Linked DNA regions of Mus musculus: region 1 is linked to region 2. A link is a loop called in an ENCODE intact Hi-C map of the cell type or tissue named here. Cell type or tissue: left cerebral cortex. All regions are shown on one strand. Links, peaks and the distances in the headings refer to the core of each region. The heading gives the core; the rest is flanking DNA. Region 1 overlaps Gm28497 (a long non-coding RNA gene). Region 2 has its middle 3.5 kb from the start of Ikzf2.

Region 1 (2,924 bases), core at 325-2,824, 250 kb before region 2:
TTTCAAATATTGTGCAAAAAATGTGGTTATAGAGAATTTGTTTTTTTTTTTTTTGTTTTTTTTTTTTTTTGGTTTTTTGAGGCAGGGTTTCTCTGTGTAGCCCTGGCTGTCCTGGAACTCCCTTTGTAGACCAGGCTAGCCTCAAACTCAGAAATCCACCTGCCTCTGCCTCCCGAGTGCTGCAATTAAAGGTGTGTGCCACCACGCCCGGCTTGTAATTTTTTTAAAAAATAATTCTTATAATGGTTTAGTACTCTGTAAAATTTTATGTTACAATGAGGATGAGAAAAACATTTCTAATACCAAACAGATAAAATAAATAATAAAATTGGTTCATTTATTTCCAGTTTCATTAGAAGTGGGGATACATCGTTATTTTTTCTGTATAATTCCTGCTATTATTATTATTATTATTATTATATTATTATTAATTTATATAGTACCTTTCCATTTCTATGGGTGCTTCTGCATATGTGGGCATGTAGAAGCCAGAAGATAACCTTGAATTTCATTCCTCAAGTAGAATCCATCTTTATGCAACAAGGGCACATGTTGGCCTGGAACCCTTTAGATAGACTAGGTCAGACCCAGGGACCCGACAGTTTCTGCCTCACCAGTACTAGGATAGTAAGCATACACCAGCAGCCAGCTCTTTTTACATGGGCTCTGGGGACTTATTTCAGGTTGACATACCAAGCATCTCCCAACCCCTAGTTTTCAATGTAAAACCCTTTAGAGAAGAAGAATGGAAACTCAGATCAAACAACTTGCTTAAAGTCATAGAAAGAGCTAGCTATGCATGGGAGAGTCAGAATTTGAATACAGGTCTTCAACTCAAATTTATCGATGAGCAAGAAAAACACTGTCAAATTTTCAGCTGTCCTCCTTATTATATTTTACTCAAATCTCTTTTTCCAGAAGTACATAGATTAACTGTGGCTTTGTACAATTTTTCACTGGGACTAATGTTATTTTCTGGCTCCTTAATGCCTGCCAAACAGTAAGCGTGTCTAAAGCATTAAAGGCAGTCTACTCAGTTAGAATATGCTCTCTTGGGCTACCTAATATATGAAGCCCTTGATTCAAAAATCTACAAAATGGGAATTATGATTGCAACTCCTAGTAGAAATATTTAGATATATTGAAAGAAAATGTATTTATTATTCTAAAAACAGCTGACAGAACTTTATTGAAAATGTCATTACTGCTCTAGGAAGTTTTCCAGTAATATTTAGCTGTAGATTTAGCAAAGGAAAGATATATAAGCAGACCCTCTTCAAGTATGAAAACGAGTAACTACGTTGCCCAAGAATAAAGGGGCTTTTCACTTCTCTACTGTGTGATAAGAGGGGAATATAGAGCAATTTTTGTTAGGATAATTGCATTTTGGAATGTGAAATTTCAAACTTAACTTGACCTTTGGGTTTTTGAGTTTGTCTACTTTTGGCATAAGATAATTTCCTGACTCTAAAGACACCAGGCGGCTCTTACCAACGAATATTTTAATTATTCAAGTTGCATAAATGACTTGAAACCATATGGAACCAATTTCCCACGCAATGTTCGCTGGTTAGAAAATTGTGAGAGAGATGGCTTTGCTATACATGGAATTGAATTCCTTGAACTTCAGACTTCACAGGCTTGGGCATATCCAGATCTCTGTGAGGTCTTCTGCCATTCAGAGGGGTCCACAATCCTGCTGTTAATCTGAACTATTTTAAACATTCTCTTTTTTGCCTGCATAAAAATCAGCTTCTGCCTGTACAACAGCATTAATAACATCATATTTCCTGTACTTGTCAATACACATTTCTATTTGTATCTTTTGAAACTTAAACTCTTCCCGGGAAACCAAACATGCTATAACCCGTAGACTATAAAACACCCCAATACACGATACACCACAGCAATCATTTTGCGTGGACTTTAAATGAGATACAAGCCCACTGATAATGAGAGGGCATTGTGAAGTTTATTCACCATGTATCAACTCCTAGACACTTAGCGTGCTCCGAACTTCTGTATTCTGTGATTTGTACCACGTGTTTTCTAGATATGGATTCCAAGTCTTTGGGAGCTATAACCCTGCTGTTCTCTCGCTTATTTTTCTGTCACTTCACTTAATAGCACAGAGCATCATGTGGACTGCGTGGGATTATAGCACTTCATATGAAAAAGTTAGTGGGAGGATATTATAGCAACAGTTACGCTGAAATGAAAAGCTGGCATGCGTGCAAAAGCATCTTCCAATTCCTACTCCTTTCCAATTTTGGACCTACTATCATATGTTGTTACTAACATTCATTTTAAGTTGTTATCCCTCGGACTGATTTAATTTTGTGACACAGTAATTTTCAATTTCTTACACTTGGGTTGACTTCGCCTCAGAACTATCATCAAAAATGCCTCAGTGGCTTCCAAATGGCATGGCTCGAATCTAAGTGGATGATTGCGCTAGTAACTGACCACTGAGCTTCCCGGTGTAAGACCTGGGTCTACTGAACCCCCGCTGTATCCCATGGGGATATCAGTGGGCACAGGATTAAAATTCTTTTCGTGTTTGTTTTGTCCTTTGTATATTATGTATTGGTCTTCCCTCCTTCCTTCTTCCTTGTCTCCCTTCCTTCCTCGCTCCCTCGGCCCTGCCCTGTCCTGTCCTGCCCCACCCTATAGCATGTATGTGAGTGTGCAGGTTCATGCCCCTGTGAGCACAGGCAGAGGGGAGGCAGAGGGTCCTAGTAGCCTTCATTTACTCATGCTCAGTTTATTGCCTTGAGACAGGACCTGTCACTGAACCAGAAGCTCACTACTTTGGTTAGACTGACTGGCTAGGAAGCTCTCGGGATCCGACTGCCTCCTCTCTGCAATGTTTGCTTTACAGGCATGCGCAGCCACGCCCAGCTTTTCATATCGGTGCTGGAGAT
Region 2 (2,924 bases), core at 136-2,635:
TGCCAATCACGACGTTTACATTTGTTGGGCGAAGAGCATAGGAATCGTCCTGAGAAAATAAATGCATTTTCAATCTACAAATAGCAGCATTTACTATCTTTCTTGACCACAGAAAGGGGAATAAAGAATTCTATAATTAAAGGGAAAAGGAAAATGAAAGGAGCTGAAAATACTGAACTGTGTAGTCTGAGTGGTTTAAGTTTGAAATCACATGAAATTATCAGGAGTGCCAAACAACATTTCTGAGAAACCGTATCGCATATTGTGTTGAAAATCAATGCTGAAAGAGGAGCAGGCGCTGTGCCTCCCACTCCTTTAAAGAATCCCAGAAATAGTTGCTGAGAGTTTTCTCCCTTCCCCCTTTTCCATGGAAGCAAGCCATATGACACATTGAAAATAAAATCAACTTTCACCTTAAGCACCGCTCTGCCTTGTGTTTAGATTCTGGTGTGAGCAAAGGTTCACAGTGGTATACAATGAATACACTAATAATGTCCAGTGTATCTATTTTCACTTTTTACAACCTTATTATATCTATTGTAGTTACTAAGCAATTTGTTCTTATAGGTTCAGTTCATTTTTTTTAATTATAGAAAATGATGATTTAAAGCAAATAATCATTTCATTGGGAGTAAACCACTTGTGCTCGGGTTTTCAATAATTTCCTGATGATTTTCTTTAAAGTTGCAATATCTGTGACATTGTTAAAACTAACATTTTTACCTACTCCTCAGCTCTCTGAATAAAATCCCCGCCCCCGCCCCCCCCCCCCACACACACACTTAACGTTAGATTTGGAAAGGTCAAACTAAAGAGAATCTAGGAGTCGAGTCTTTCTAATCAATTCAACAGACAGCAAATTCAGAAAGCTGGCGCGTGTGACGCTACAGTATAGAAAAGGTGACATACTATGAAGTGTGAAAGAAGTTCTCAGAGTGTTCCTTCCCACTTGAAAAGTGTCAGCGTATCTGCAAAGTCATGGTGGTCCTTGGGAAAGACTTAAACATTCAGTACTAAAGTCTTCCTAGTTAAAAGCCACAGAATCCGTCTGCAGAAGAAGATTCATTGTGAGATCTGGAGAAGCCATCCTAAGTTACCAAACTACCACACTTGATGTGGTCCTTGCACCTAGCTGACCACTGCTTGATCTAGATCTCTCCTAGCTTATCCGTGTACCGATTTGCTGCCATTGGTTCCCTAGCCACCAGAGGCACACCCTCTCCCCCTAGTGGTTAAACCTTCGGACAGTTTATTAGCAGACACAGTCGTCCCCCAAGAGAGAGCTATTTAGGCAGGAACTCATGAAGCCCAAATTTTAGGAGGGCATTCTGAAGAGTGGGAATTAGATTTTTTTTAAAAAACATCCCATGTTCCTTTCTCATTCAGAGACTACAATGAATTCAGGTTTTCTGAAGAAGTCATGAATGTGTTTACAAGCTAAATTGGGTAGTTCAGTTTAATATTTCTGAAGTCTGACCTTGGCACCTGGACTCACAATCTAATGCATTCATGAGAAAGTGACCACATATAAACCGTAGCAATTCACGTTGGCCAAGATTTCCCTTCACGATATTTTGGTAGTGGTTAAAGAATGGATTTACTTATGCCCTTAGCCATAGCTACTCTGTATGCAATTTGTTAGGCAGTTATATGCTTGAACTGTGCAAGAAAAGATAGCACCAGGAGAGTCTAGTTCTCCTTATCTTGCTGGAAGGTTAAATCTTCACTTTGGGGACAGGTATACCATCAGAGCAAAGCATTGCTCTGATTGCTGTCTCCTTCTCACTCTCTCTGTTCAAACTATGGAAGCTGATCCTTCCCACCATTGTTCCAGGACCTGACATATTTCCAATGCAACATGGTTGTAGGTATTCTGCTCACATGTTGGTTTTAAAAAGAAAACCTAGCTCTCCGAATAGAATTTACTCTTGGTTTTTCTTTGTTTGTTTTGTCTTTCTTATTTGTCTGATTTGGTTTTTCAAGACAGGGTTTCTCTGTGTACCCCTGGCTATGCTGGAACCCACTGAAGATCAGGCTGGCTTCTGAGATTCACCTGCCTAGGCCTCCCCAATGCTGCGATTTAAGATGTGTGCTACCACTGCCTGGCTAGAGTTTACTCGTGTAAAAGGCAGAGATGATGTCTTATATAGTTCATTATCTTCTCAGACCCAGCACACTGTTTGGCACTAAACGGACAATAAACACTTACTGAATGGTTGTGTAAATGGAAAAACACATATGCTCCTTCCATGTGTTAAGCTATTGTCAAGGAACAAAAATAGCGATGACAAATTCTGACTCCCTAATGAATTGGGTCAGCCCTTAGCTTGTAAGTCATGATACAGGTGTCCTTAGTGTGTTAGTTCTAGCTTATCCATACAAAGGCTGTTGGTGTTTTCCTAGATATTATCAAATTTATTGAAAAATATCAATTGTAAAGGGAGCTAAAAGCATAAAAAAATGCAAATTACTGTATAAAGGTAGTCTCGATTAAAATGCACTTTCATGGTGCCTCAACTTCAGAACAAATTATTTCTCGATGACAATGCAGGAAACCAGGTGACTAGCGAGTGCAGCCCATTTAATTTTACAACCACTAAGTTTAATTAGCAAAATGAAAACTTTACAAGGCACTGTGGCTAAAAGACACATAATAAAGTAAGATTTTTTTCTCCCCTGAACGGTTTGTGTTAATTGTTTTAGCTTTAAAAACAATTCCCTTTAAAGAAACTTAGATAGAGATCTCATTTTTATCTTGTTTTGCTCAGGGAATTAAATCTACATTTTTAAGTTTTGGTTTTATTTTCAGTATGTTTGTGTAGTAGGAGGACAAACTGTAATTCTTATGTAATAATAAAGATTTTTTTAAAAAAACTATATATATACATTTTTGATGGTTTCGTGATCCTTGATGCAATTAGTCC

What was found. Peaks named below come from ENCODE experiments on the same cell type or tissue, not always from the same donor. Only the 100,000 strongest peaks of a DNase experiment are listed, where the experiment ranks them.
Region 1: it touches region 2 in a loop (2.8-fold over the local background); 1 of 42 quality-filtered maps calls a loop at or near these places.

What each region holds. Positions count from the first base shown.
Region 1 is chr1:69,435,032-69,437,955 of GRCm38, forward strand. The region is part of intron 2 of Gm28497 (a long non-coding RNA gene); the gene reads left to right. Among named protein-coding and RNA genes, the nearest start is that of Gm28497, 5.3 kb to the left of the region's middle. In left cerebral cortex, for the core only: no CTCF peak of the experiment used is centred there; DNase peaks (open chromatin) are centred at 1,553 and 2,220.
Region 2 is chr1:69,687,994-69,690,917 of GRCm38, forward strand. No RefSeq gene overlaps it. Among named protein-coding and RNA genes, the nearest start is that of Ikzf2, 3.5 kb to the left of the region's middle. In left cerebral cortex, for the core only: a CTCF peak has its summit at 1,221 (motif pointing left); DNase peaks (open chromatin) are centred at 263 and 1,208; H3K4me3 peaks cover 198 bases; H3K27ac peaks cover 138 bases.